Linked DNA regions of Mus musculus: regions 2, 3, 4, 5 and 6 are each linked to region 1. The links are chromatin loops, found by intact Hi-C in ENCODE. Cell type or tissue: left cerebral cortex. All regions are shown on one strand.

Evidence for each region. Hi-C counts contacts between places; a loop is a spot of excess contacts. Peaks named below come from ENCODE experiments on the same cell type or tissue, not always from the same donor. Only the 100,000 strongest peaks of a DNase experiment are listed, where the experiment ranks them.
Region 2: it touches region 1 in a loop (3-fold over the local background); 4 of 42 quality-filtered maps call a loop at or near these places.
Region 3: a loop joins it to region 1, with 3 times the contacts of the local background. A loop is called at or near these places in 6 of 42 quality-filtered maps.
Region 4: it touches region 1 in a loop (2.0-fold over the local background); 8 of 42 quality-filtered maps call a loop at or near these places.
Region 5: a loop joins it to region 1, with 2.9 times the contacts of the local background. A loop is called at or near these places in 6 of 42 quality-filtered maps.
Region 6: it touches region 1 in a loop (3-fold over the local background); 10 of 42 quality-filtered maps call a loop at or near these places.

What each region holds. Positions count from the first base shown.
Region 1 is chr5:131,531,012-131,536,011 of GRCm38, reverse strand. Auts2 (autism susceptibility candidate 2) reads left to right here. Exons shown (of 20, transcript NM_001363480.1): 6 at 2,140-2,191. Among named protein-coding and RNA genes, the nearest start is that of Gm29681, 120 kb to the right of the region's middle. In left cerebral cortex, a CTCF peak has its summit at 1,994; DNase peaks (open chromatin) are centred at 2,005 and 4,992; H3K4me3 peaks cover 1,682 bases; H3K27ac peaks cover 193 bases.
Region 2 is chr5:132,069,544-132,074,543 of GRCm38, reverse strand. The region is part of intron 2 of Auts2 (autism susceptibility candidate 2); the gene reads left to right. Among named protein-coding and RNA genes, the nearest start is that of 4930563F08Rik, 190 kb to the right of the region's middle. In left cerebral cortex, no CTCF peak of the experiment used is centred here; DNase peaks (open chromatin) are centred at 609, 1,291, 1,711, 1,936 and 2 more places; H3K4me3 peaks cover 229 bases; H3K27ac peaks cover 216 bases.
Region 3 is chr5:131,791,862-131,796,861 of GRCm38, reverse strand. All of the region lies in intron 4 of Auts2 (autism susceptibility candidate 2), which reads left to right. Among named protein-coding and RNA genes, the nearest start is that of 4930563F08Rik, 86 kb to the left of the region's middle. In left cerebral cortex, a CTCF peak has its summit at 2,075 (motif pointing right); DNase peaks (open chromatin) are centred at 1,537, 2,129, 2,374 and 4,147; H3K27ac peaks cover 2,631 bases.
Region 4 is chr5:131,597,614-131,602,613 of GRCm38, reverse strand. The region is part of intron 5 of Auts2 (autism susceptibility candidate 2); the gene reads left to right. Among named protein-coding and RNA genes, the nearest start is that of Gm29681, 190 kb to the right of the region's middle. In left cerebral cortex, a CTCF peak has its summit at 4,672 (motif pointing right); DNase peaks (open chromatin) are centred at 131 and 2,004.
Region 5 is chr5:132,227,062-132,232,061 of GRCm38, reverse strand. All of the region lies in intron 2 of Auts2 (autism susceptibility candidate 2), which reads left to right. Among named protein-coding and RNA genes, the nearest start is that of Auts2, 310 kb to the left of the region's middle. RefSeq lists an enhancer at 1,702-2,910. In left cerebral cortex, a CTCF peak has its summit at 206; DNase peaks (open chromatin) are centred at 226 and 2,201; H3K27ac peaks cover 315 bases.
Region 6 is chr5:131,639,847-131,644,846 of GRCm38, reverse strand. The region is part of intron 5 of Auts2 (autism susceptibility candidate 2); the gene reads left to right. Among named protein-coding and RNA genes, the nearest start is that of Gm29681, 230 kb to the right of the region's middle. In left cerebral cortex, no CTCF peak of the experiment used is centred here; DNase peaks (open chromatin) are centred at 837, 1,375 and 1,934; H3K27ac peaks cover 1,220 bases.

The DNA.
Region 1 (5,000 bases):
CATATTTCCTTGACAACCATTGGTCACAGAATCATCAGGTCCTCAGGGTCACTTCATTATCTACTTGAGAGCATACTCAGAGCCTAGTGGTGCTCACAAAGGTGACAGAATCACAGGGGCTGCCGCCTACCGCCTAATCCAGCTCTGGCTCCCATACCTAGAGCCACGCAAATGCAGCCTTAACAAGTTGCTTCTCCCTCTCTCTTCTTGCAGTTTTGGAAGAGCAGCTAATTTTTTTTTTTTTCTTTTAAACCGATTTCTTTAGGCCCATTAGACTCACTGTAATAGAAAAACCCCAACATTTTTAACAGTTATTTTAGTTCTGTAACATAACAGAAGAGACAGAATATTGCTCTCGTGTGCATGTGTGTAGGTTTTTTTTTTTTTTTCCCCCTTTCTTTCAAAAAATATTAACTCCATTTTGGTTTTGAAGCCGAGGCTTGCTAGTGACCATTCTAAGAGTATTTCACATCATTTTAAGGACGATGAAAACTCTTTGAGTTGCCAAGTTTTAGACTGCAAGACTTAGAAAGACATAGAAATCTCATTATGATTTGGGAATAGTAACACCTTTGGTGCCACTGTGTGCTTTTTCAGATTCACGAGTCTCTGTGTGCAGTGCAGATCAGTGAGGCTTTGTAACTTAATATTCTTGAACTGTTTAATGCTGAACACCCTCCACGGGACCTTCTTTGTGGCTCATTTTTATGAAATGCTACTCTAATAATATAATTTTGTTTAGTGTTACTTATGATGTCAGGAAAAGCTCTGTGTATATTTTATTCTAACTGCAAAAGCAGAGGGGTTATCTCTGTAGGATTTTTCACGAGTGAATGCAATTGAATACTTATTTTGTATATTTTTTGCCCTTGAGCCTATTAATCCTCTGAACCACCGTATAGAAGGAAGATTAGAATAAAATAAATGAGAGCCAGCCATAATAAAAATAGGCTAGGTCTTTTTATATCCCTGGCCTTGTGAACTGGAACATTTCCCTCAGTTATACGCAGAAATGTTTCATCTCCATCAATGTGGCCTTGGAAAACTACATAGAATATCTTCTTTGTCCCCCAAAGCCAGCCCAACTTCCCTTACCCCTACCCCCCACATTTCTTTATCCCATATAGAGTGAACATTCTGTGCCTTGCTTTGTCAAATGTATGCATCTTGGTATAAAACATGAAAGATCAGAGTTTTCTCAGAGGGGTCACAGGTCAAACATAGCATGAGTGTGGCTTGACCATTGATTGACAGGTCGAAGTGGTATCTTCAAATAAGAAGAGTGAGCTTTCTTAATTTTTACCTGTTTTCCGCGTCCTAGAAAGAAGCAGTAAATCCTGCAATATTACCGTCTCTTTCATCAAACTGGCTCACCATTTCCTCCCTAGAACATTAGTATATAATTTAAGCTGACTTTATAGTCTTTCTGTTTAAAGAGGCGCATTGCCTTCCCTCACACCAGTATAATAACTAGCTGACATGATCCCTGAAAAGCATGAGAGATGGCAAAGTGACCAGGTTTTAAATAGGGTCAGCTCTCATCCAAAACACTGAGTTTGGCCCTGGTGACCGTGACAAACACTGAACCTCGGGATCATCAAATACATCTTTAAAATCAAATTCGTTTCTGGATATCCTGGCTGACACTTTGGTGAGGAAAAGCTTAATGTCAAAAATAACCAAAAAACAAAACAAAAACAAACAAACAAAAAAAAAAAACCACATTTCTGATTTGTAGAAGAAAATTGAAAAACAAAATCCGGTGTCAAAAATTTAAAAATAAATAAATTAAAAATTAAAAATAATGATCTGTCAACTGAATTAGAAAATCGTTTTGTGAATGAACTAAATTGCCTTGTGAACCATTTTGTAGAAATATGTTTTGCACAGATAATAATAAGGACACATTTTGAAAATCAGATTTTTTTTTTCTTCCTTCCCCCAGCAAATAGCTGCAGTGCAGGCCTTTCTGCAACAGTCAACCAGCACCACCTGATGGAGGATTTGGGGAAATCACTGACTCTTACATTCTTCCTAAAAATATAGTCAATTGATTTAAAATGATAGCAGCCGACAAGGCTGTGGTTGATAGTCTTCACTGACAGTCCTAACGCTTACCCTCCCCTTTTTGTTTTGCAGGCTTCAGATGCTAGCTCTGAAAAACTCTTCAACACTGTTCTTGTAAACAAAGGTAAGACCCATTTATTACACTAAAGGATGGCTTTTAAAAATGAATAAGTAAATGCATCTCGTTGTCATTGTCCAAGAAGAAAGAGGAGAGGAAAAAAAAAATCCATGTGCTCTTTTTGTCTTAGCATTTTTGTGTTTTTGCTCCACTGTGGGGTCTGGTGGTTTTTTGAGGTGCAGGAGGAAAATGTTCATTTTTGAAAGAATTTCCCGATTCCTCGTTTGAATTGACCGGTGGTGTTAATTTTGTGTGGGATGCTGCAACAGAGAAGAATGGTTTTACAATGTCTTGATTGTTAGTTATCAACTTCCCGGCAGTCAGAGCACTATAAATAGTGTGTGTGTGCGCGCCTCGGATGGTAATAACCAATGGGGTATTTAATATTCACGGCGTTAGAGCCATAAACCAAGCCTTCTTCTGCTCTGGGCTCTCTGTAAAGTTAATAAATGAGCAAGAGGGCAGAATTTAAGTACCCACTTCTCCATTGATTCCTTCCAAACCTCAGTCCATAGATTAAGAGAGGCTAATGGTGCCGAGGTACACACAGGGAAGGCTCACCCTGAATCCCTGTCGGTAGGATCCTCAGGAGTCTTCATTCGCAGAAGTGTCCTTGGACCTAATGAAATTTAGAGGAGTTTCTGTGCACTGAGTTCAAAAGGTGTGTCATCTGGAAGGTACAGATAATACCAACCCACCACTCCCTTCCCCCTATAGAACCCCACTTAGGGGTTTGCAGGATGATTGCTAAATAAAGATGTGCTAGCCTGTGGTAACCTCTGCCCCTTGAAGGATGTGCAGGAGCACTGGGCCAGCATTGGACCCAGAGTTAGGTCCCCACGGCGTGAAATGGGAGAATAGTGCAGCAGTTTATTTCATTGTTAACATTTTCTGTCAGTTTCCTTTTTGCTTTCTAGTTAATGAAACATTTCCATGCGCAGTTATTTTGTACCTTCCAATTATTTTGAACTTGAACCTACCTTGATTTTAAATAGTACCTTATATTTAAAGATATCCCCAAGGTCTGTATGCTTGTAAGTTTGCTAGGACTCCCAGAATTAATGTCATATTGAATATGATCTTGTATTTTAATTGCATGATAGGATTACAGCTTTATATTTCATCATAGTTCTTAGTGGCCTGAGAAGTTTGTATAAATTTGTAATCCATAATGCTAAAAAACAAAACAATAAAAGCCAATGTGAGTGCTTGGCACACATCTCCCTCAGGGGTAGATATGTATGCATGTTTTCTGCTCCTCTTATTGAGAGGAGAGAATTCGGTGGGCCTTGGAGGTGTCCTTGATTAAAAAAAAGAAAGGTAACAGGAGAGGAAACTGAGTCATGGCAGGTCCCTACCCAAAGCAGTTTCCATGACTCTCTGACCCCCTCAACCCGACACACACATCGCTCGCCCACTGCCTGGTATTGCATCTTTCTTGTGTTAAGTTGCTATGGCCCTGTCTAAGCTGGCTCTAGGTTGGCATTAATTGCGACTGAGGAGCAGAACAGAACAGCTGAAGACCTTCTTCTCTCTCTCCTTCCTGCCTCCTCCCCCCCCCCCCCCATCCCACCCCCCCACCCTTCCAGTCTCCAGTCCAACACTTCCCACATTCTTGTTTTTGTTTACTTACACTGAGTGATGTGTGGCATCTATTTGGCTGTGAACAGCCATGCCCCTGACCGGGTGCCTTTCTTCTTCGCTGCTTTTCTGAGAGTAGTGAGGGGTGATTTCAGTTGCCTTGAAAGGATTAAGGTTTCTTTGTGTATACTAAAAATCAACACAGGCTTTTCTCTTAAGCTTTGCTTGGGAAACGTACACAGATAAGCATTTTAGTTGATGGCGGGATTATTCCTTCTCCCCTTATTTCCATCAGAATGGCCTTTCTTTCCTCCCCTGGAGTTTCCCCTTAATGCCTTATGCTAATTCCTGTTGGTAACATGAATGACAAGCGCCTGAATTAGTGTGCAAGTACAGGTGTTGCTCAAGTAGACTGCCTGGTACGCACAGCCCCTCCTCCCAGGAGAAAGAGAATGAGGGGCGCCGGGGAGCTCCGACAGCATCGGGATAGTTTTGTTAAGGGTCATTAGTATTCAAACTGCTAAATATCAGAAAAACAACTACCAAAAAAAGGGGGGAAGGTGATTGGATAACATTGTTGTCAGTTACTCCTGAGAGGCAGGTGCAGTGAGCCTCACTGTGCTTCGGTCTCTTTACTCCTGATAGGAGCTGCAGTGCTTTTTGGATATATGGTTGACAGGTCCTTCGGCTGTCATCATCTCTTCTTACATCAGGTTCAAGTTACTCTGAAAAGTCCGCTTGCTTGTCTAAAAGTCAGTCGATTCTCTGCGAGAATGTGTGTGTATAGCTATAATATATAATATGCTTATTATATGTAACATGCATACATGCATGTCTGTGCATACATGTATGTATGCATATGTATGTTTAAAGCTTTTCAAGAAAGGACAGGTTTAAGACACAGCTGGGAGATTCTTCAAGGCTATCTCTTACTGAACAGTTTTAACAAGACTGTTAGGTAGTCCCACCTTGGCCCAATTCAGAGCCAGATGTTCGAGACCACATATCATCCCCTCTCCTTTGCAGGAGCCTGGCAATCTTTCTGGTCTCAAGAGTAGCAGGCTTAGCCGGGAAGGTTATGCCTCCAAGCCTGGTGGTCTGGTGGGTGTGCAGATTTGGTCCATAAAATTTCACTGTTGGACGGCAGTGCTAAACTCACAAGTTGATTGGGGCATGGGCTCAGGACTTGGCAGCTTTGATGCTGGCCTGCTCAGCTTGGAGACAGAGCCCCAGG
Region 2 (5,000 bases), 540 kb before region 1:
AGCTGGAGGGAAAAGAGCAGTGCGGCCCAGCTGGAGCTGGGGCATTAATCCCAGGATTCCTAGCCGGTATTTTCAGACAGATCAATTACTTACGGCTGTAACCAATCTCTCTCCGCTCCCTCGCTGTGCTGAGCTCGCTTGGCAGACTTGGCAGCTGACATAACCTTCCAACTTGACAGGACCGCAGCTGCCAATCTCTTTGGGGTCTGCTGGCCCCTCCATCTTTGAGGTTATACAAATGAGCCGTTAAATAAAAATCAAAAGTCAAAAGTTATGGGTGGTAACTTCTTCATGGCTCAGTCACACCCACAGATCCAGGCAACAGTTCTAGATGGACTCAGAATAAATAAATAAAAAGTCAAGATGAACGATCCCGCTGTGTCGCTTTCTTCACTGTGATGGCCAGCCCTCTATAAGAGAGAAAAAATCTCTCTCCAGAGTGAAGAAATTATCCACAGTGGATGCATTTCTTATCAGCTTCTAGGTTGAAAGATGAACTCCAAAGTGGAGAGGAAGGAGATTAGGAGGAGACAAGAAGGGCAGATACAGGTGAGCCGTGTCTAATGCTTTTCACACCGGGTGAGTCACCCGTCTTCAGCTGCTAGGCCGCCTGGGCTCAAGGCCAAGAGATGTCAGATCAGAAAAGAAGTGACCCTCGCTAACACACAGGTGGTGTAGAACATGTACTCTGTTTATAGAGTGTTTCAGCATGAGAATATAGCACTTCTGTGACAGAGCAAAATTGATGGTCTCTGAAGACTGCCCCCAGAATTTATTTAGTGTCGGCAGGTCTCAGTCCTTCTGAACTGGGCCCTTCACAGCTGTGTCAAGCCCACACAGCCCTCCTAGAGGAAGTACTTAGGGGCCAGATACAGGAAACCTTAGGGTCCCTTTGTGATTTCACTCACTAGACGCACAGATGTGCAGCTCCATCTTTTCAGAAGGTCTCAGGTAGCTAAAGCCGGACTTGAACTTTCTGTGTAGGCAAGGATGATTCTCAACCTCTGACCCTCACCTTTGACCCTCTTTTCTCTTTTTTTCTTACTCTTGTTGTTGAGGTGGGTTTATGTGGTGCTGGGAATGGAACCTCATGCATGCCAAGCAAACACTACCATATAGCTCTGGCCTTTTCTCCCTGTCCTTGTCCTCCTCCTTCCCCCACCTCTCCTTTTCCTTTGTGCTTCCATGACTCCCACCTCTCTCTTGTAGTATTCTGTGAAGACTTCTAATTCTCCCTTCAACAGCTACCATGGAAACTTTCAAGATAAGTAGGAGGAAATGTGGCCCTGGACACAGCAGAAATGGTTTTGTGTGTGTCCTAGGGAAGCATGCATATTCCCCTATCCCCTCTGTGTCTGTCTGTCAGTTACATATTGCTCCATGTTTCAGAAACCTTCTGTTATGTGGGACACATTACTGGTGTCCCTTTGGAAGAGGTATTCATGAACCCTGTTAACAATTAAGCAAGTCTGTCCCTGCTGGCACAGGCTGGTAAACACTATCTCCTGTGGGCTTTTATTTCTTTGGATAGATTCTAACAAGGCAAAAGAAACACAAAGAACACAATTTGTTTCATTTGAATGTTTCAAACCTGAGTCTATTCCCCTGTTCTTTCTCGGATCTCCTGCACATCCCCAAAGGAGTGCTATATACCACAGGTGAGGAGGCGTGCTGGCATCCCACCTCAGCCCTTTGCTTCAGACACTGCTTGTGGACCTGCATTTTGTGATGATTGGTTAAGCAGTGTGGAAAAGTGTCACTGGTAGCCGTGCATGACAGTACCCCATCCTCAGAGCTTGCCAGCAATTGAAACTTTTAGAGAGAGTCAGGAATAAAGGGGAGGTGAGATTTACAGTGAGCTCAAGTTGCTTTTTTTTCCTCCTTGGAATGTTGCCTGCCTTATTAGGAGTTCTTTAGTGAGACAAAATGCAGTGGTAGCTTAGCGAAATTATGGCTCCTTTCCAACTGCCTGGGGGGAAGGAAGGGGCTTAGGAGTCTGTAAGCCTTCTCCCCTGGTTGCAGTTAGGAAAGCCAGTTGACAGTGTAATAGGCTTTTGAAAGTGGGTGCAATGGTTTGTGCGTTCTGTTTGATGTTGCAAATACCAAGCCCCCAGGGAGATCTACAAAGAGGATATTCTGTTCTTAGGGAAAAGAGATTAACCTGAAACGTGAACGGAAAAGCTTCCCCAGTTCTCAACAAGTTAGGTACAGCAAAGGAACCCTCCTGTGCACTGCGGCAGAGACAGCATCTGGCTTGCTGCCTGCTGTACACAGGCAGCGGGCTGGGCAAATAATTTTTAATGATTTTGATTCATGAAAGGTGATTGCCAGTAATCGTAAAAGGATTAGATTGCAGATTAGGGATATGTTTGCTCATATATGTTCATGCACCTACGACTTTCTTTGCAGGCATGTGCAGAATCACATACTCAACACCATCTTACAATTGTGTGCATTTTCTGGAACCTGCCTTAAGTTCCCTTTATTCCTGATCAGGGTCATGTTACAGATCCATTAGGTGAGAGCTGTAATTTAGGAGATATACTGTGCCAGTTCACTTGGGAAGCCAGAGCCAGACACGGGACTGTGTACATTCATTCAACAGACATTTTAAAGCATGTACTCTTTTCCAGCACTCTGGTAGGCACTGCAGGAGATCAGCCTTAAAAGAAAAAGAGATGGCCAGCAGGAAGTCTCAGCAGGGAAAGAAAGAACTTGCCGCCTAATGTCATGATCTGAGTTTGATCTCCAGAGTCCACAGGGTACAAGGAGAGAACAGCCACTTGAAAGTTGTTTTCTGACCCTGTGTATGTGCATCTTGAAGTGAATGCGACATTTCCCTCTTATCAGAAATAAATTCGATAAAAATAGTTTTGTTTTGTTTTTTAAAAAAGAGAGACAAGAAAAGTACTCTTTGCTGTGCTGGAGGGAGAGGCAAGAACAAGTAAAACTAATTATCCGCCTACAAGTTTCACATTGTCCTGTGTTCAACAAGAACTTACTGTGTTCCTGTACATGCTCTTAACTCAATTTGTAATCGCGTTATCAAGTAATCAAAACCTGTCTTCATTTCTATTCAAATTAGTGGCTTGCTGTTTCTGAACTAGTTATATTGACTTATGAAACTGAGTGAAGCCCCTGATTCCTGCAACAGCTGTCCTCCAGTTCTGTATATTCTTTTTTTACACCTTTCTCAGGGCGGGAGGATTTCATTACAGAGCATCATCCTGCCCTGGACTTGTTTATAAACTGACACACCCACTAATGATTCTGTGAGAGCCTTTACTACTTAGAACTTCCTAAACTCTGACTTCGAGAGCCAGCTTGATTCTGTGCAAACCAGGCGATGTCGTCATTTCTTGAATAGCTTCAAACAAGCAAAGCACCTATAAATAAGGATGGGTTGTAAACTTTGAACAGGAACATTAACATAAGCACACTTGATAAAAGAGCACCAATGCTTTTGCATTGGTTTTAATTATGATGTAAGAATTTGTATGGGATTTGGAGTGTGCTTTGGTTAGCTTCTTGCCATCCTGTGACCAGCTGCCTGGCAGAACAACTTGAGGAAGCCATGGTGTAGTTTGGCTCATGCGTTTAGAGGGTTCATTCCATTATAGTGAAGAAATTGTAGCAGAGCTGCTTACATCACAATGGACGGGAATGCAAAGAAAGGAGTGTACTAGCATTCTCTGGACTTCCCTTTTATACCCACCCCTTTGTTCTCTCGGGGACCACAGGGCATGGGCTGGTTACCCCAACCTCTGGAAACAGCATCACAGAGATACCCCAGAAGCATGCCTACATCTCGTAGGTGATTCTAAATGCAGTCAATGCAGATTAGCTCTCACAGGACATAACACTAACTGTGTCCACCTGTGTTGCATACCCTGTATACCCAGTAAAAGGAAGACAATTCCTTTCTGAGGGTTCCAGGAAAAAAAAATGGAAATGATTTCTTTTGTTCTACCAGAGTGTTCTGAAAGAACTAGAATGCAGTGTTGGAATTAACTTTGAAATGAAGTTTTTCCGAAGGTAGAATATTTGATGTTTTAATGTCATTTCTCTTGTGATAAGATAGTTTAACAGGGAGAGAAGGATTATTTTAGCTCACAGCTCCAAGTTGTTGTCCTCCTGGGTGGGAGGAGCCTGAAGGATCTAGCCACATCACATCCACAGTCAAGAACAGAGTGAACTAAATGAAGAAAAGCTTGCACCCCAGTATTCCACTTGCTTCCTTCACTCTTGTACTGCCCAAGCGTCAAAATTTGGGGTGGTGTCGCCCACAGTAGTCTGGGTATTCCCATATCAGTTGATATAGGCAAGCTCATCCATTAGGTTTTTATCAAAGTAACAATTTCAAACCAGCCATGACAGGTGGTGTAGCTGTGTGTGCACTGTTTAGGGGGTGATTCTGGGCACCGTTCGTGCCAGGCTTTGCTATCACACATCCTTTTTCTGATTCTAGCCTGTGTTGCTGGCACATGCACCCCTCCACACATACAAGGGAGAAAATTGAATCATGTGAGTGTGTTCTTGTTGACTGTGTTCTGCAACCTGACCAAGACCTCCATTTTATGTGGTGCTGAACAAGATGGTACAGTTAATAGAATGATCAAATCCGAGACCACAGAAGAATAATCATCTAAACATTAAGAGCCCACAGACATTCATACATTCAGTGTATTCATACATATAAAGTAAATTGTCCTTTTTTAAAAAAAATAAGTAAACTGTGTTTCTTTACATGTGGTTGGTTACGCTGGGTTATTAGAGTCTGTGAAGATGTCTTTTCTGGATTAAATAGATGGGTAATTTATATGAGTGAGTTGAGAACTATCTACATCCTGATTGTGTGTCATGTCACATCTGAGTGAACTATGATGTCTTTATTTGGCTTTTTGAATTTTTTGATATAGGATCTTGCTACTTAGGCATGGTTGGCAAGAAACACTGACAGTGTTGACCAAGTTGGTCTCCGTTATTGTGGTGTTCTCCTC
Region 3 (5,000 bases), 260 kb before region 1:
TAACTAGCTATACCCCCAAAGGAAAACTAACTCTCTCTCTCTCTCTCTCTCTCTCTCTCTCTCTCTCTCTCTCTCTCTCCCCCTCTCTCAACTGTTAATTGACCCTCAGAAAGAAGTGTCATTCGGTGAGCTCCCCTCACCTATCAAGTCAGGAAAGGATGGGGATATCTTAAGATCCTCTATCCTAGCAAGTATTACCTGTTTAAGTGTCCTCAGACAAGGGTGAGCCTATGGCCCATTTCTTCCAGGAAATTCTGTCTGTAGATTCTCGAGGTCTCATGCAAATAATCACAGCTGCTGCCTCCAGTTCAATGTGGCAACAGCCATCCCTTGCCAAAAATACCATTTCCAACCATAGTGGCTCTGTCAGAAATTGTTGTGCACTCCCATTGCTTAGGACCAGCTAGGGTCTAGCCACCTATAGTGTTTGTCCCTCATGGTGTTTTCTTAGGTGGCTTCTATTTAATGGGTCATCTTATGGATGACTATAAGCCCAAGGTCTCCCTTTTAGCATCTCTTTCTCTCTTCAATATTGGGTTGAGAGATATCTATAATGTGATTCTTATTAAAAGTGGAAGGAGAAGCAAGCATGGAGTGGGAGCCCCAGACCATCATCAAACCTCTTAGGATGTTTGCATGTACCCACAGTCAAACAAAGACGCATTTACACCCACAAGGGAATGAGTGTCCTCTCCCAACCCTGCCCAGGAAATTGGTCCTTGCTGTTCCCAGACCTCTCTGCAGCCTGACTTTGAAATCTACTTTTCCTTAGCATCTAGTACATGTCTCCTAGAAGCCCTTGCCAAGGCTCACTCTTAAGTCCGTCTGCCAACCCCAGTGCCACTACTCAGTTTCTACATGCTGTTGTAGGGTTTGAGTTTGGGTTGCACTGGAGAAGAGAGGGGGTGCATTATCCTTTCTTTACCATGTTTTTTTTTCTCCTGTGCCACACACAGAAGCAGCCTTAGTAGCTGGGGCTGTAGCTCAGTTGGCAAATTGCTTGCCTAACATAGGATTGATCCCTAGCACTGTGTTACCCAGGCATGATGCTGCGAGGCCTATAATCCCAGCACTCTGGAGCTAGAAGCAGGAGAATTAGATGTTCAAGAGCATCTTCAGCTATATAGCAAGTTGAAAGCTTGCCTGTGATACATCACACTCTGTGTTTGTTTTTTAACACGTGAAGAAACCCGAGGTATAGGAACAGAAAAAAAAAAAGCTGTATATGATTACATAACTAGACATTTTTCAACCTGGCTATGTATAATTAAACTTTCGACCTAATGTTTTCATGGCATAACTATGGCTTTGTGCCCAACTTTGGAAATTGCACTAGCTTCAACATTTGGGTTAGTCTTTGTCCCTCATACAGCAAGCATGCCTCCAGGAAACACTAGGGAACAGGGGCTAACGGAATGACTGTGTCTGAGCCTACTTTGAACAGCCAAGAACATCCTCTGTGCTCCTTGGCTCTTTTTCATGGGTCTTGATCATTTATTTGAGTCACTTTCTTCTACCCGTAGACTCGCGGCTCTTAGCAGCAGAAGCCTATCAAGGTCACCTCCCACTCCCTGAGGACAGGTTTCCTGTCATCGGACCCCTTCCTGGTCCCCAGTTACTGGGAGAACATGATGGCAGCCTCTCACCACCCTGTATCCCCATCTCTGACACACATGGTCTCTTTGAGCCTTCAAGATCCATCAGCCCACTAAAGCGAGAGAGTTAAAAGTACCAAGTTGCCGGATGATGGGGAAGTGAGAATGAGCGGGTCTCACACAGGGATGATTTGAAACAAGCCTTGTGGCTTTTTAATAATGTGCCAAAAGCAGTCTCAGTGGTGGGCCAGCAGGGCCCCCAGTCTATCTTCTGTGAAAGGAGAAGCCCAGCAGGCCCCGCCAAATGCAGACGGCCCCTCCACTCTGCTGGAGGAGACAGACTCCGAGATGGCAATCAAGGCTTGATTTGCCAACACATTTCCAATGATTAAAATGTAATTAGCACAACTGAGTGCCTCCTCCCCAGCTAATTTTAATACATGCTGTGACAGGCAGGCAGCCGGCTGTGCCTTTAGCCCAGCAGCAGATGGAGGCAGAGGCAGCGGGAGAGGAAAACCATTTTGCAATGTGACGATTCGCATCACAAAACCATCAGGGCGCTCAGCTCTTAGAAGGCCCTTGATGGCGGCACGTCAAATTGGTGCTGTCATAGCTGACCGTGGCAATGGCAGTCATCCTTCATGCTGTCCCAGAAGCCCAGCTAGGCAATTTCCAGGCGTAACCCTTTAAGATCTAGAAGGGGAAGAGAGAGAGAGAAAGAGAGATGGAGTGCTCTCTCGTTGTCTTGCCGTGACAGGCGTCAGCTCTGCAATGTGCGCTGTGAAACCCACACTCTTGGCAGCTTGCAAACTGTTATTTGCATGCTTCTCTTCCAAAACATGGTGGAGTGTGGTTTAGAAGATTTGGAAATAGCTGTTGCTCCAAATGGGAGCCCGGCACTCCGGCTGCCTTCTGTACTTCTTTCCCAGATCTGGGAAGCAGGTGCCCATACTGCCTAGGGTGGACAGGCAGCCTAGAGGTTTCCTTTTTTTTTTTTTTTTCTTTTCTTTTCTTTTCATTTATTTTTATTTTTTTTTATACCATTAGTCCCATAGCAGGATCAGAACCCTGGGGCCTCTCATCAAGACCATCTGCTTCTCTCTCATCTTGAAAGGCATGTTGTGCACACTGCAGAGTCCAGAGGCTCATATGGCCCTGTTCCTAGTAGAAGCGTCTGGGTTCTCCCTCAGCCTGTTGGGCTGTCACTCTCTTTCCAAGATGCTTCCTGGAGGCAGAGACCACTGGGCCATCCTGGGCTGGGATGCACTGTAGAACTTCGGGGTGTATTTTAGTTCTGTAAGTGCTAACATCTCACCCAGATGGGCAACTTACACAATACCACATAGAACAAAGAGACAGGGCTCACTGATAACAGGTATTAGACATTTGCTTGTGGCTGTATACCAGGTTTAAGGACTTAATGAAATGATGCATTTTGTCATTTAAATGCACACACATATAGAGGCTACATGTCCTCATCCCCACTCGTTAGATGAGAGACACTGAGACTTGGTAAGATTATGTAACTTTCCCAAGCTCTGTGTTAAGTGTTAGAACTTAGATCCAGGCTGGGGATATGGCATAGTTGGTAGTATGGTATACTTGCCTGGTATTGTAGGCCCTGGATTCAACCCCCAGGAATGATGGTGGAAGTCTGTAATCCCAGCACTTGGGAGGTTGAGGCAGAAGGATCAGGAGTGAAAGATCATCCTCAGCTGTATGGCCAGTTCAAGGCCAACCTGTATGGAACTCTGTCTCAGAACACCAACCATGGTAATAACAACAACTTAAGTCTGCACGGACAGTAAAATACATTGTGGCCTAAACAGACGGGAGAAATGTCCTGCAAAGACAGCGATGCTATTCTTAGAGCCCTTTGGAGATCAGTGTCCAGTGGGACCCCAGGGTGGCAATTATATGTCACTGTGTGTATCTGTTTTTCCTTTCACTGGAAAAAAAGTCATCATTAAAGAAGATTTCAGAAGGGGGCTTGAGAGATGACTCAGTCAGTAAAAGGTTGACCATGTAGGCATTAGAACCCGGGTTTCATCCCCAGAAAGCATGGAGGGAAAAACAGTCATGGTGGCGTGGACACACAATGGAGACAGGCAATCCATGAGTCTCACTGTCTAGCCAACCTGAACACCAGGCCAATGAAATACCCCATCTCATAGGATAAGATAGACAGTGGATGCAGAACAACAGTATTCAGGACTGACCTACACACACGCACACACAAAAGCTTCAGAGAATTTATAAGTATAGCTTAAAAGAGTCCACATCCTTTATCACTTAGAAGTAAATGGTGTGACTGTTTCGTGCATCTCTTTCTAGGCTTTTTTCCTCTGTGTGTTTGCCAATCTTAAAGTAACCCAGTGTATCTAATTGTATGCCTCTTGTTCCTTTCATTGCAGAGGGACGATGACAATAGCATTTTTCATGGCTCCTCTTAGCTCGCCCTCAGAGGCAGATACCGTCACTCTATTTCATTGCTCTAAAAAGAGAACTTGAGGGCTTAGCAGGTAAAGTTACTTGCTACCAAACCCGACAATCCTAAGTTGATTCCCAGGACCCACGTGCTAGTAGAAAACCTACTCACACAAGCTGTCCTCCAATCTCCACAAGAGCAGTGTGGGCGGCACATGTGCACACATGCAAGTGTGCACACACACAAAAAGATTTTTAAAATGTAATTTTTTTTTTTAATAAAAGAACTTGAATGTTCAACTCCCTTCTGGGATTTTTGATGTAACCACAACTAACCATGAACATAGTCATGTTTCCATTTCAGTGAAATAGCTCATGGCATCATAGCATGTTTGGTTTTTGTTGGTGTGAGAGAGAGAGAGACAGAGACAGAGACAGAGAGAGACAGGGAGACAGAGAGAGAGAGAGAGAGAAGGTTGTGTGTTCATTTGCATCTACAGCTGAATATAGCAGAAGATGTCTGAGGACAACTAAGCTTTGATGCAGGGTCTTTTTGTGCCTTTGTATACACCAGAATGTTGGCTCAGGAGCTTCAGGGGATTCTGTCTCTGCATCCTATCCCTATCTAATCATAGTAGCCATAAGATTACAAATACACAACAGCACAGCCAGCTTTACATAGTGGAATGGTTGTATTTTATTGTCAATCTAACATAATGTAGAGTCCCCTGGGAAGAGGCAACTTCAACTGAGGAGTTACCCAGATCAAATCGACCTGTGGCCATGCCTTCCAGAGATTGTTTTTATTGGTGATTGATATGGGAGTGTTCATCCCACGGTGGTGGCCACCTCCTTAGACTGATGGGTCTTGTCTATACAAGAACATTAGCTGTGTGTGAGCCAGGGCGTGAGCCAGTGAGCAGCATTCCTCCATGGCTTCTGCATCCAATTCTTGCTTATTTGAGTCCCTGCTTGACC
Region 4 (5,000 bases), 67 kb before region 1:
TTATGTGGAGGTCTGAGCTGTGGAGACAGCACAGAGGTACATCACCATGCAGGCGACAGAGACACTTTCTTCTTCGCTTGGGTGCATTATCATAAAAAGTGATTTAGACTGGAGCTGATTGATGCAAATGGCCCTGTGTTCTTTCCTGTCATTAGCAGCCTCTTTCAGTGGCCAGAGGCAGTGATTAAAGCTGTCATTTGGAGCTGCTCATTAAAGACAAGCCCTGGAATAGCAAGAGGAAAAAAAGGTTGGAGACGACACATACATATATCCAAGCATAGGGGTGTGTGTGTGTGTGTGTGTGTGTGTGTGTGTGTGTTTCCTTAAAGACACTTCATCCCCTTTCCAGACTCAAGTAATATTTGCTGCCCAGACTGTCTCAGTGGATTCTCATGACAGCTTGCCTGGGTATTACGAAAGGAGATGTGTGTGGGGGTATTGTGTTAGGTGTGTTTTGTTAAGGACCAACCCTGGTGAGAACTCATTAAGTCTCTTCCCAAGCTGAGGACATCAAAGGCAGGACCCCACAAGAGCTGACAGGGAGGGCTTACGAGGGCTGTTGGGCCAGCTAAGTCCCATAGTGGCGGTGTTGACCCCAGAGGTGTACAGAGAGCCAGCAGGGAGAGAGAGCTTCTTGCTAACTCTACAGGGCATAGAGGCCATAGTCAGAGCAAGGACAGTAGCAATGGGTTTACAAACAGGAAGGAAAAGAAAATGCAGGAGTTGTACATGCAAGAGAAGCTGGGCTGCAGAGATGGCTCAGTGAGTACAAAGGGCTTGCAGTACAAACATTGAGGAGCCTGGTTCAGATCCCCAGACCTAGGGGAAACACTGGGCACAGTGCTGGAAAGGCACAGCTAGCCAGATTGCTGGGGCTCACCGGTCCTCCAGCACAGCCAATCAGTAAGCCAACTTTCAGAGAAAGACTTTGTCTCAAAAAAATGAGACAATTGAGGGAGACACCTATAACCAGCCTCAGGCCTCCATACCCAGGCGTGAGCTCCACACGCCACACGGTTCGCAAGCGCTCACACACACTGATCGATATAAGAAAGTAATCTCTTCGGTTCCTTGGAGTATTCTAGTCAACCATCGGAGGCCTTTGTAGGAAGATTCGGCTTGGTTGGATGGCCTGTCTGGGTGTTCCATACCCATAGCCCTGCATTAACACGCACTCACACACGCTGGGTTTTAGATCACTGGCCAAGTGGTCCCTTGGAAAGTGGCAGAGTTACCAGTCTCTATATGAGCCATAACACATCCCAAACACAGGCTGCAATCATCATTGGTCAGCTGGATAGCAGACTAGCCATGGACTTAAGCAAGTGAAGGAAACCATCTTTGGTTTTTGATGTAGATTAGTTTCAGGTCAGAGATTAAAAATGGCTGGAAAAAAACAAAAAACAAAACAAAAACTACCTGTCCTCCCACAGCCAATTGTGTTGCCAAAATCCCACCCAACTTCCACATATGCTAATCTATAGTTCTCTCAGAAATTCCTCTGGGTGAACTGGGGGGGGGGGGGGGGAAGAAATGATCAATTTAATTTCTCAGTCTAATGAACTGGTCTTATACATAAAAATTTAAATGACTTTTTTTTTTTATGAAAGTGGAGACCAACATCAGTGATGCAGCCACCACTGTCTCCATGACAACGTCTCGAATGTGGCAGTCCATGTGACTTCACAGTCCACAGGCCCTTGAAATGAAGCAAAGGAAAGTTTTAGTTGCCCTTCTGAAATTGCAGGAGGCTCTGGGGATGTCTGAGACGGGGCTGAATAGGAGTCGGTGTCTAGTGTGGATAGGCAGTGTGCACTTCGGAGGTATTCCTCTTACTCTGCCTGTGTAGAGTGAAGTCTGCCATAGAGAGATCATTTTCCTGCTTGGCTCAGGGCTCTGAGCCAGTTGCTGGCTGTGGAGGAGGCGGGGCCTTTGTCCTCTCTTCTGCTCCCATGCCCTGCCACCCCCGCTGGCCTGCTTAGCCCCAGTCTGACACATCACAGCCTATTAGTGCTGATGCGGGGTTGTGATGTGCCTCTCCTTGGGGAGTCCGCGGCAGAACTGAACAAAGTCCTTGGTAATCTGTGCTTACGGCTTGCCCCCTGGGGAGAAAGGCCCGCCAGCTGGCACTCTCCTGCAGAACACATCACTTCCCCTGGCAGCAGCAAAGGCAGCCTGGCAGGGGGCCCAGAGGCCAGTGGTTTGCAGGGCCAAACTGCCAGGCAGCTCACCTATAGATCCCACACGTTGCTCCCTGCCCTCGAGACAGGAGACTGGCCAACCTCACAGTGCGACTTCAGACCATCTACTTGGTCCTTTCCAGGCAACCATGGTGGCTGTCTTAGAACAGCCTCCACTGTGAGTAGACATGAGGCCTTTTTCTTCTTTCTGTTTTTCCCAGACTTTCAGTAGATAACACAGAGTACAGCCCTGTGTAGTGGGAAGGAAATAATGCACCTGGGTCTGAGGACAGGGTGGCATAAGAAGACTCCATGGTATATGTGTGCATATACCATGCATATACCTGTGCATGTGTGTGAGTGCGTGTATGCACACACATTAAATGTCTGGAGAGAGGCTGAGGTGATTGCTCGCTCACCTAGCATGCAGGAAGCCTAAGCTTCCATCCCCAGCATGGTAGCAGGACACATTTGTGGAGGCAGAAAGATCAGAACTTCAAGGTCATCCTCAGCTAAGCATCAAGTTCATGGCAAGTCCATCTTCTTCACCAGGAGTGTGCGTGACTCTTGGTTCGCATAGGCAAAGGTCAGTTAGGCCTTTTTGCAGCAATATCCAGTGATCGTAATGAAAGCCTGGGGCCAGTAGAAATGGCAGAGTGATATTAGAAATATCTCTCACCAGAAGATATGTAATGTATTTAATGCAGATATTTCTCCATAAGGAAAAGGAAAACTAGCTTCTCTCTGCCTTGAGACTTCTTGATTCCATTTATCTGAGTCCACTGGGGATGTGAAGAGTACAGCATTGTTATTAGTTCCTGCTAATAGCAAGCATGTTCTAGGCTCTGGGTCCTGAGCTAGGTTTTCAAACTCTGGTTTTGGGTTTCATTTGGTTTGGTTTGTGGTCCAGAGTAAAAGCTCATGTCATTAGAATAACATACTCCCCAAGCAAGAAAAATTCCCTGCAAACTTAGACTAGAGAGACCTGAGAATGTCTTCAGTTGGGCAGCAGGACTGGTCAGAGAGAGAGTGGCAGGGTTGTTAACGGTCACAAAGGAAGTCTCAAGACCCAAGGTTAAGAGCAGAGATGTGTTAGAGAAATGGCTTAGCAGTTAAGAGTGCTTAGTACCCTTGCAGAGGACCTGAGTTTGGTTCCCAACACCCACAGAGTGGCTCATGACTACCTGGAACTCCAGTTCCAGAGGAACCCAGTGCCACCTCTGGCCTCCCCTCCCTGCACAGAGATGATATACATAACCTCCTACCTGCAGACTAACCTAAGTAAAAGAAATATGTCTCTTAAAAAATAAGAGAATGTTTGTGCCCAGATACAGGCTCTCCATTAGAGAACAGGGACAAAGAAGACCACCCAGAGGTAGCCATGGTATGATGAGGGCTCTGGGTAACATTAGAATCCTTTCAGCCCCTAACTGACTTCTTGTGATTCCAGCCTTGAAAGGAAGTCTAATAGCCTGGGCTCCTCTCTAACAATATCTCCCTGAAGGTGGGCACCTGTGGGGCTTTCCTCTATTCAAGGGAAAGCCCTTGCCATCTCTGCAAATGCCAGCCTTCTGTCCTGACTGCTCTGCTGTCTAGAGAAGGTGGTTAGAGCTAGATCACCAGTCAGTCATTGCTCCAGGATGTGTGACTTAGGGGTGTGCACTGGTCAGCCTGAATTGCTAGCTTGACACAGCCTAGAGTAATATGAGAGGAATATCTCGGCCTAATACAGACAGTGCTTTCCCTAGGCAGATAGTCCTGGGATGTATATAAAAGCTAACTGAGTAGTGTCTTCCTTCTCCTTTCCATCATCCTGCTTGAGTTCCCACCCTGTCTCCCCTCAACTGATGGACTATGACTTATAAGTATAAACCAAATAACAGCCCCAAAGTTGCTGAAGGTCAGTGTGTTCTATCATGAGCGGATATATACACAGACACACGTATACATAAATACATTTGAAATAAACAGATCTTTGAGATGAGTACCTCTGTGCTTAAAGATCTAGAGGAAGTGTAGGCCTTCGAAAGAGAAAAAACAAACCTAAGCAAAACCTACCTGAAGACTATGAAGAAGAAGTTTGCAAACTTTGATGGCTTTTTTTTCCTCTTAGACCAGCTTTTAATGTTTTAAGATTTTGTTTGTTTATGTACTTAAGTGTGTGTGTGTATACACCTATGGAAGCCAGAAGAAGGCATTGAATCTCCCTGGATCTAGAATTTCTGGCAGTTGTGATCTGCCTGACAAGGGTACTGAGAGCCAAATTCAGGTCTTTTGCAAGAGTAGCAAGCACTCTTAACTGATAAGTAATCTCTCCTATCCCTAGATTAGCCTTTTAACCTTATCCGACAGTGTGTACTTAACTGTTCCTGTTAACATATGTCCATACTGATTGAGAGAGCAGCTAAGAGCTGTGTGTGTGGAAAAAGGAGACCTAAAAGTTGCTGCAGGCTCTTGCTACTACTTTGGGCAAATGGCCTTACCTGTAGAGGGCACTACAAACCTGAGAACTCTGGATGACATCAGAGGGTCTCTTCAGTCCCTAACATCCCCTTCCTGATTTCCTATGACCCTAGACACCCAGAGAGGAATTCAGGCAGCCCTGATCCCTCTACAACAGTGTCTCCCTGGAAGCAATACCCTCTTGGGCTTTCCTCAGCATCTCTGTGCATGCCTCCATTCTCTGCTGACCCTTTTTAACCAAGAGGACCTTTTTAACCAAAAAGGTCCCCATTTCTAGCCCAACCCCCATTCCGCGTCATGTACTTCATACCCACAGAACACTCTGTACCCTGCTAAGAATTCAACTGTGATGACTAA
Region 5 (5,000 bases), 700 kb before region 1:
ACCTCAAAAGGAAGTCTTATGAGAAGACCTACTAATTTGAGAGCTTTATTTTATTTTTTATTTTTATTGAAAAAAAAAAACCTTCATTTTGGAGTTGATGTCTGCGGTATTCCTGTGTTCATATTTTTCACTAGCCTTGGATTCTCCCAGTCCTCCAAACACTGCTGACTTGCTTTCTTTCGCATTGCATGGTTCTGGCTCCCTCTGCAGCCTCAAATGGAAAAGTGCGGGGCTGTCCTTTGTTACTGAAAAAACCCAGCTAGCTGAGCTGCCTGCTTGTTTGAAGGAGCATTTGCAGCTGGTGTGCAAGTGTAGACGGGAAGCGCAGATTAAGGAACGCCTTACTTTTGTTTTGGCAAGGCTTATTGGAGACTAAAGTTGTATCTAGGGAGGATTCAGGTAGAGGAAAAATGGTGAGGATGGGCTGAAGAGAGGCTGAAGAGGTAAAAGGTGACATTTGCTAAGGAGGAAGTTTCAGGAGCAGTGTTGCAGTGTAGTTGTATGAAGACACTGAGCAGTGACACCTGAAAGGTCCCAGGCTGAAGCCTCCTGGGTCACTGGTCAAGGATTACAGCTTGACTGTGTGATTTAACACTTTGTGTGCCTTGCGAGTGGCTTCTCCGTCAACCATGTAGCAGGGGCTTGGGTTGCCCGCTGTACAGACTGCAGTCTCTTGTGCTTCAGAGTGAGGGAATTAGAATTAGAAAATGTAAGTCGAGCCTTCCTAGGCTGTGATAATGGCTTCAGATTATTGCTTTTCAGTGTTCTCTTGAGATGTTTTATTTCCCCCGTAAGTCCCCGAATCTACAGTGTCCATTAAAGGAAAATTATACCAAATTCTAAAATGTAAGTTTTTAAAGCAGCGGTCACCTTGTTTGACTTGTGCTTATTTTTGGATGAGCATAGGAACTTTGGACAGAGTGGGAATATTTGAGCATGGCGCTAGGGGTGCTGTTAGTGTTAACAGGCTGTGTACTCACCAAGTGAACATAGGTTTCCAAGTTCCTTTGGGTTATTTATGCATTTTGGTTCAGTCTAAAGGTTATTTAAAATTTTTGTACTTTAAATGCAAAATTTTATATAGTAGTACTTCTCTAGAATATTATGCATAGTTGTTGACGTAATGGCTTGGGTAGGCACAGATAGCTGGTATGTGAAGAATAAATTACCACATCAAAGCCTGTGTGCTTTAGAGGGAGGAGTGAGTACATTGGTAGGTATAGAAGATTACCTTTATTACACGGAAAATTTCAGTGTTTATATAAACTTTTGTGGGTTTAGCATATTTGTAGACATAAAGTGAGCCTTGGAGCCTTCAAACATGACCTTTTCATTTAGTAGCTGAGTGTCTTTGGCTTGGTTTTTCTTTTTCTTTTAATTCTTTTCCTGGATTTTTGAATCACCTGAATTAATACCTTGCCTTTATTGTCTTTATGTATTCACGTAAACTGAAAACCCCAAACTGAGTGGGTTGTTGTTATTGTTTGTTTGTTTTAAGTTTTTAAGTATGTTTTGTTTTGTTTTGTTTTAAAGTTTTGTTGTGTATGCTTAGCTGGCCTGCCACTCCCATCTACAATGCTGTTAACTCTCCACAGTCCTGCGTTAGCCTTTGGAATTGGTGCTGGAGACATGAGCATGAGCCCACTCCAGGCTTCAGGTTTCTGTTTGGTCACCAAAGCTTTTCTGTGTCTAGAAGACGAAGGTGAATTACTGTTTCTGTCCTGAAGTGAACCTCACACAGCCTTGTTGATGTTAGTGGGAATGCTAATATCTTTTCTAAAGTTCTTCTGGAGTGTTCCTCTGGCTCTATACTAAAAGGACTGTAATCTTTAGAAATTGAGTTCCTGCAGGGAGGCTGACAGCTCAGCAGATGGTGGGAGATTTTAGGGTGTTGTGTTTGTTATCGCTCATGTAGAGCCGACACAGACTCCAAACCCGAGTCTGTATTTCTCTTGGAGCAGACATTAACCTCTTTTTCCAGGCCGAGACAGTGAAGTGTATCAGTTTTGGTAGCCTGGGTTATAAGAAACCTAAATTAGTTTGAAGTGGAATTATCCTGTTGAAAGGGCAGTTGAAAGCCCTTGACACTGGACAGAGGATTGTCTAGTGTCTAATCTTGGCTCAGAACGCAGCAGACATAATGAGAGTCATTATGAACTGGTGATCTCTCACCCCTCCCCTCAGCAGACCGCATTAGACTTGCAAAAACAGAGAGCACTGTGTGTGCTTGGCCCTGTGCCTGCCCTGTGCCAGAGGAAGAAAGTCTACCTTGTTTGTGCTCCAACCAGATACCGATGTATCCTGTTACTGCTAGGCTGGGTTCTGAGTTCCTCTGTTCAAGCTCGTCTTGACAGATGCTGTCATGGCTGACCCTTAGCAAGACAAATGCAGCCACTTTGCAGGAGTTGGCTTCTACCCAGCTGTGCTTGCCAGTGTCCTGAAAGGACGTTCCTGTGTATTTACCTGTGGTCTATTACCCTCCATCACGATCTGAGCTACCTTCAGAATCTTGGCTGTATCTGAAAGCAATGTGTAGTTGTTTGTTCAAATAAATGCAGTCCCTGAACTTGACTTCCTGATCTTTCAATAACAGCTGTTGCTTAAATACATCCTGAGAATCTCCGGGAAGGTCTCCTGCTACAGAATCAGAACTTTGATAGCTGTGTATCATGGACTCTGGAAGCACCACAAAAAGAGACTCTCCACAGATGAATGTTGGGGGGTTTGCTCTGAATGTTAATCTTTGCCTAGGAGGAATGACAGTTTTGTTGTGTTGCAGCGGGTTGGGATGAAAGAAGACAAGTGGCTGGAAATGAGTGGGGTGAACTATGGTGAGAGCTTGCTTCTGAAGGGTGCTGGCAAAGAGGCTTCATTATGGTATTGAAAAACAGATGGGGGCTTCTTGAAGTCTGTGTAAGAGTGAGTGAGTATGGGTCTCCCTCTCCCTCTCCCTCTCCCTCTTCCTCTCCCTCTCCCTCCCCCCTCCCCTCCCCCTCCCTCTCCCCTCCCCTCCCCCCTCTCCCTCCCCCTGCCCCTCCCCCTCTCCCTCCCCCTCTCTCTGTGTGCTATGTGTGTTTAAAAATCATTCTGGCAGTTGTCTGGGGAAGGAATGGACACACACACACAAACACACACACATGCACACACACAGAGAGGTAGGGAGGGAGGGAGAGAGAGGGGGGGTGAGTGGTGCATTATTTTTTTCCTATCAAGCTCTTAGTAAGAGGCTGGTTTAGTAGAGAAAATAAAGTGGATAGGAAAAGATTTAGATATGTGGGTGTCTGTCAATAGAATTTAGCCAACACTTGTAAATTTAAAAGGTGCAAGAAGAAATAAATCAAAGTTAAGGAAAATGGGTATGTAGTTTTCATCTGAGATACAAGAAAGTACCTGTTGAAGAAGCACACATGGCTTTGTAGCTACATCATGACTCCATCAGTCTGGTGAACACGAGTTTAGAGTATCTTGCACTTGAGGTGTGAGTCAGTTGGTAAGGGCAAGTTTACATACATGAAATCTAACTTTGACTTTTAAGACATTGTACACTGTGTATGGGGATGTAAAGTGGTATTCCTAACACTTGGAATACGGAGGTTAGAAGTTCAAGGCTGTTTTTAGTTGTGTAATACATTCCAGGCCACCCTGTGCTACCTTGATGTACTTAGTAGAATACCACAATATAATGTAGATATTGATGAATATATTCAAGTATAGTTATTTTAACCCAGAGTTCAGACTTGAGATGTAGGTTTGTAGGATAATAATTTTATTCTCAATAACCTTAGTTCTATTTCATCATTAAAGTTATGAAATTATCATTTGTTTTTGCTAGCCTGTATCAATGTTGATACAGACAAGGCTCATATTAGAGATCAGATACTGTTTATTGAGAATGCATTGATTGTGTGTAGCTCAAACATCCATTTCCCTATCTGAGTTCATGCCATGTGAATTGTGGGGCAATTGGTTCTGTATATTCACCATTGTTGAAGCAGCCCACAGGACTACAGGTTAGACATTGTTGTCCTGTCCTTGTTCAGAGCCTTTTGGAAAGATCTTGACGTGGATGTCTCCTTTCATGCAGTGCTGAAGTCTTTAGTGCATATTTCTTAAGTGGAATCAACAGCTTAAACTTTATAGAAAGAAGCTACCATAGCTCGCTGTCTAAAACCTTGCATCTGTACTTTCAACTTCGGCACACTGTGGGTAGCCAGCCTGCTTTTCCTGTCTGATGTGCTGTATCTCTTATATTTATACTTCATCAGTACCCAGAGGTCTTTAATTTTTTTATCTGTTTGTAAATTTGTTTACCTATGGCATTTCTGGTCAGTTCATTACAAAATAAAATGTATCTGTATTAGAGAAGTAATTCAGTAATTAAAGAGATTTCTGCCCTGAAGAACCCGCACTTACTTCCCAATACCTACATCAGACAGATTACAGCCTACAGTTGCAGCTCTACCCCAGTTCATGCTCCCGTCTTGACTCTGTAGGCATTGTGCTCATGGCATATATCCACACAAAATCGACAGCTTTATCACAGTCTTTTCATTTTTTCCTGTGTATGTGTGTGCGCGAGTGCACACACATGCATGCCTATGAGTGTGTGTGAGCGTGTGGTATGCATGTGTGTTGGTGGGGTAGGTTCACACATGTCAAAGAACATGTACAGGGATCCGAGTATAACCTGGGGAAATCAGTTGTCAAAGAACAATTTGCTGGAGTCGACTCTCTCCTCCTAGCATGTGGATCTCAGCAATGGAACTCCGGCCATCAGGCTTGGTAGGAGGCATATATACTTGCTGAGCCTTGCTGTTCAGTATCACTTTAAATGACACCACAGTTCCTGCAATCTCATAGCTTGAAGATGTTCATGGACTCAATTAGATTGGGTCCTGGAAGGTATGTGGTGAAAGAGAAAAGGAAGCTCATTACTTATCAAGCTTCTTGCTCCTGAACACAATTTCAAGCTTTCTTTACCAAATAACAATGCTTTCTAC
Region 6 (5,000 bases), 110 kb before region 1:
GCTTGCTGCACATGCCTGAGGACCTGGTTCAAATCCCCGGCACCCATAAGGCCAGTGCTGTGTGGCATGGACACAGAAGGATCCCCAAGGCGTGCTGCGAGTAGCCATGCTCTGGTTCTCATGAGCATCAGGTGATAGCAGAACACACATTGTCTGCTTCTAGATTCTGTGCACATGCACAGCAGCCCACGGCCTCACGCACATACGCACATACCAGCACACACACTACACAAACACTCTCCCTCTCTCACACACATAAATAATGGATTAATTAATGAGTATTCAAGATGACTTATCAACTAAAGGCATCAGCCGCCAAAACCAATGACTTTGATCCTTGGAAACCACAGGGTGGAACGAGGGAACCAGCTCTCAAGTCGTACTTTGACCTCCACACATGCATATTCTCTCTCTCTCTCTCTCTCTCTCTCTCTCATTCTCCCTCTCTCTCAACTCTTTTTCCATGCACACACATTTTAAAACTATTCAAAGTAATTTAATTTTTTGATGTTGAAAGGAAGTAGCCAATACCAATCTTTACTAACATCTCAAAAAGATTATTTATTTATCTATTTATTTATTTATTTATTTATTAGTAGAGGACTTAAGAGAACACCTCCATATTGTCTCTAAATAGTCAGGATTCTTTGAGTAGAATCCACTGACGTTCCTACTCTGGGTCTTTCTCTAAACGCCCATTGGTCTAGACAACAGCAAATCCACTGGGCCTTTAAACCTACCCCGCTGGGCCAAACTTACTCACAGCCAACTTGGCCTTTCCTTGCTGTTGGTCTACACAGTACAAGCAACTTCTGAACTCTTCTTTTGCTCTCAGCCCCAGAACTTGGGGCTTTGCCATGGAAATCAGTCAGTCAGTGAAGAGCACAGGCATGGTATGCCGGCTCTTAACGTCCATGGTGGGCTGGGGAGTCTCCTGCCATTCCCAGTAGCTCCCTGCGGCCCAGCAAACCGTGAAAGGAGCCCTGACTGTGGCAGACCACTGGCCTGGTCTGGACAGAGCTTCTTTGTTTCCGCTGGACATCAAGATTTAAGTCTCAATTCTGTTTGTAGATTCCCTTCAGCCCCCTTTCCCCCACTGCCTCCACCCATAGCCCCGTGTCGAGCATCTTCTGACTGCCCGTCTTCAAGTTAGAACAAGGCCCTCCTCCTCTCGCCTGATGGCTTTTCACCACGGTGGTAGATACATTGAGTCAAGCCACACTTTTCTTTGGGAAAGAGGCCCCTGGCTCTTTAAGCAGAGTTGCTAGGTAATCGTTCCACTCGGTTGCATAACCAGAAAGGGATGTGTCAGTCCCGGGCCCCTGCAGACAGAGGAGGGCTTCATTAAAACGCTCGCCTAGACCTAGACAGATGAGCGGTCTCCAGTCGGAGTTCTTTTCCATCTTCCCCATCTGTTCACTGCAGTTTTAATTAAATCTACTGAGATTATTTTTGGCCTTCTCCAAGAACAGAAAGCTAGCCTTGTGCCAGTGTCCACTAGCTTCTCTGCTTTAGTGCCAGCCGCTAATGAGCAGGCACATGGGGTAACCCTGCCCGCACGCTGCCCCCCTCCTCCTGCCAGCCATCATGAGTTGCTAATAGGGTAGGCACCATGAGTGCCAGGTCTAGGCCTCTCCACCTTCCCCACCTCAGCCCCACCTTGGTACGAAGAAGGCCAATTAGTGAGTGATTCCACCAGTGGTTAACTGGCTAATAGAAGTGACAGGCTTCAAATAACCTTCAAGTATGCAGCCCAGTTGCTTGTCTGTCTGATCAGGGCCCTTCTTGCTGGCACCTGACGCTTTCAATACCATAATGGCATTCACACACATTCTTTCTGAATGCTGTCACCTAGCAAGACCTTTCTTCTCTTCCTTTGCTGGGAGGATGCCTGGCAAAGCTATTAAGTCTGTGATGGAGATGACAGCTGACTGCGGGCCTGTCAGTCCCACTTTGGAAGTCAGCACATCCTTATACCCATTAGGAGCACACCATGGGAACCTCAGAAATAACTCACTGTAGTGTACTGTGAGTTTATCTCCCCACCTGCAAGCCTACCACCCAGCCAGCCTTGTAGAGCAGCCTGCTGCACCCCTCAGTAGGGTCAGAGCTGTTTGTGGTGGGTGTGTACCTTTTATTTGTACATGTATGCGCACATATGTACCTTGGCTGTCGTTTCTTAGGGGCTGTCCACATAGCTGCCCTGCTCTTTGAGAAAGGGTTACCTATTGGTTTGGAAATCACCAATTAGGCTAGACTCTCTGTCCAGTGACTCCACCTCTCCCGGCACTGGGATTACAGATCTGTAATAGCACATCCAGCTTTATGATTGCTTATTATTTCAGTGTGTGTGTGTGTGTGTGTGTGTGTGTGTGTGTGTGACATACATGGGTACTGCATGACACGTCTTGAGGTCATTAGGCTTGTGCAGGAAGTACTTTTACCCACCAAGCTGGCTCTGAGTCAATGCTCAGCAGGGTTTTGGTTTGGTTTGGTTTGGTTTTTTTGGAAATGTATTATAGGTATTGAGCACAGGTCTTCATGCCTTCAAAGCAAGCACTTTACAGACTGAGCCATCTCCCCAGCTCCTGATATTTTATTTTTTCAAAGTTCAAACTAGAGACTAATGATTCCTTTAAAGGAAACACAGGCATTCCCAGTTACTGGCCAAGTCAGTGGCTGGTCTCCATTCAGAAGACTCTGGCTCATTGAGTTTCTAAGCTAAGTATGTCGTGTCTTGAAATCCAGATTCCTAACTGTGCTCTCAGGTTTCCAAGGGGAAGTCCAGGCCTGTATTCGTTTCTTTGTCCTTTTATATAGTTTTCTTTTCTTTTTGGTGTGTGTGTTTATAATGAGTGTTTATACATCCATACTGCTACATGGATGATGAGGTCAGAGGACAACTTTCAGGCATCAGTTCTGTGGTTTTGCCTTGTTGCAGCAGGGTCTCTTCCGTTGTTCTGTCCCTGCAGTGCAGACTTGCTGATCTAGGAGCTTTGCAGTGGCTCACCTGTCCTCTTCCTCTCTTCCTGCCATAGCAGCGCCAGAAATACAAATGTGAACCGCCCCATCCAGCTTTTTACATCATCTAACTAGTAATCTTGCCCACCAAGCCATTCCCACAGTGTCAAGTGGGTCCATTTCTTAGGATGGCTTGAGACCAGATCAAATCAAACCAAACGTATTTGGTGGGGCTTGGCAGTGTAATGCTGTGTTTGGCAACCAGATCTAACCCTAGAACATGTGCTAATATTTCACAGGCCTTTTGGGCAGCTTGGAGAATGTTATACTTGATCCCTGAGTGCGCCCAACCAGCAGGGGATTAGAGAGTGACCTTCCCTGGATTCTGCTGTTGAATGGTCCTGTGTTCTCTGCAGGAACACACTAACCAAGTTCAGAAGAAAAAAAAAATCACTGCAATCTTCTGAATGAATAAGGAGAAAAATAGTGTATTGTGTGTTATTTTCTCTCTCTGTGGATCCTCAGATGCTGTCATATTCTGGTTATCCGTCAGGGATATTTTGAGCAGGTGGTGTCCCATAGTCTTGGGTCCCCTATGAATGGTGCAATCTGTGGGGCGCCTGAGATGGTTCCTATTGACTGTCAGCTCCACAGGGTCTCGAATCACCTAGGAGATAAGCCCCCAGATATGCCTGGGAGGGGCTTTCTAGGCTGGGTTCATTGTTGTGGGGAGATCCATCCTGAATTTAGACAACACCATTCTATGGAGTGGGGTCCCAGACTGAATAAAAAGGAGGACATGAATCATGTCTTCCTGACAGTAGATGCGGTGTGACCAAGCACCTCACATTCACCCTGCCATGGCTTTGCCACAGTGGTAGTAGGAGAGACCTCCTCCCTCCTGACAGTGTTTTTGTCTTGTATGTTCAGTAGGCTTGGTCTTATGGAGGCAGTTTCTTTTTCTTTTTCTTTCTTTCTTTTTTTTTTTTTTCTGGTTTTTCGAGACAGGGTTTCTCTGTAAAGCCCTGGAACTCACTTTGTAGACCAGGCGGGCCTCAAACTCAGAAATCCGCCTGCCTCTGCCTCCCAAGTGCTGGGATTAGAGGCAGTTTCTAAATGGAGGTTCAGTCCTCTCAAGTGACTTCAGCCTGTGTAGTGTTGACCTAAAACTATCCAGCACAACTCATAACTATAAAACTCACTATGTTGCCAAGGCCTGGAACCCCTGCTCTTCTGTCTCCATCTTCCAGATGCTAGTCTTACAGATGTAGGCCATCACACCAGGCTCCTCCATTATCCTTTAAAGCTATTGTAAATCCTTCTTGGTCTAGGACTGTGAGTGAAGGTACACCATAGCATCCACTGCTAAATTAATAAATTGAGAAACTGGGAGTGTAGCCCAGTTGGAAGGGTGCTTCCCTGGTGTTCATAAAGCCTTGGGTTCCTTCTCCAGCACTGCATCAACGGTACATGATGGGACACACCTGTATTCCCAGCACTGAGACAGGAGAGACTACAAGATGAGACGTTCAAGGTTATCCATAGCTGTATAGCAATTGTGAGGCCAGCCTGACATGAACCCGTGTCTCAAAAGTGAAAAAACAAAACAAATTAACAACAAAAACTCACACAATTGATGTTGGAACTTTAAGCTGAGAACCAAGGTTGATTAACCATCCATGTACAGTCATGGCTGTGTTACTAAATTTAAGACAGTCTGTGCTTTTGGCTTTGGGGACTATAAAACACAAGCACTCTTGTTTTTCCTTCCTCCAATCATTAAAGACATGGAAAAAAAGCTTCCTAAATCATGATTTGTACTTTTTCCCTTCTATGGCAAGCTAATAAAATATTTTTGCTCATATATAAGGCTCTCAATAACCCCAGTCCCTTGTAGGACCTGGAAACAATTTACAGCACGATATCCTAGAATATCAGAACAAAGCAAAACAAAAAAGACCTTCAAGTTATCTCTATTGAAGACAGCAGTTAGGTTTTAGTAGTCAAGCTGTCACTGATCAATTCCTCAGATGCCTACA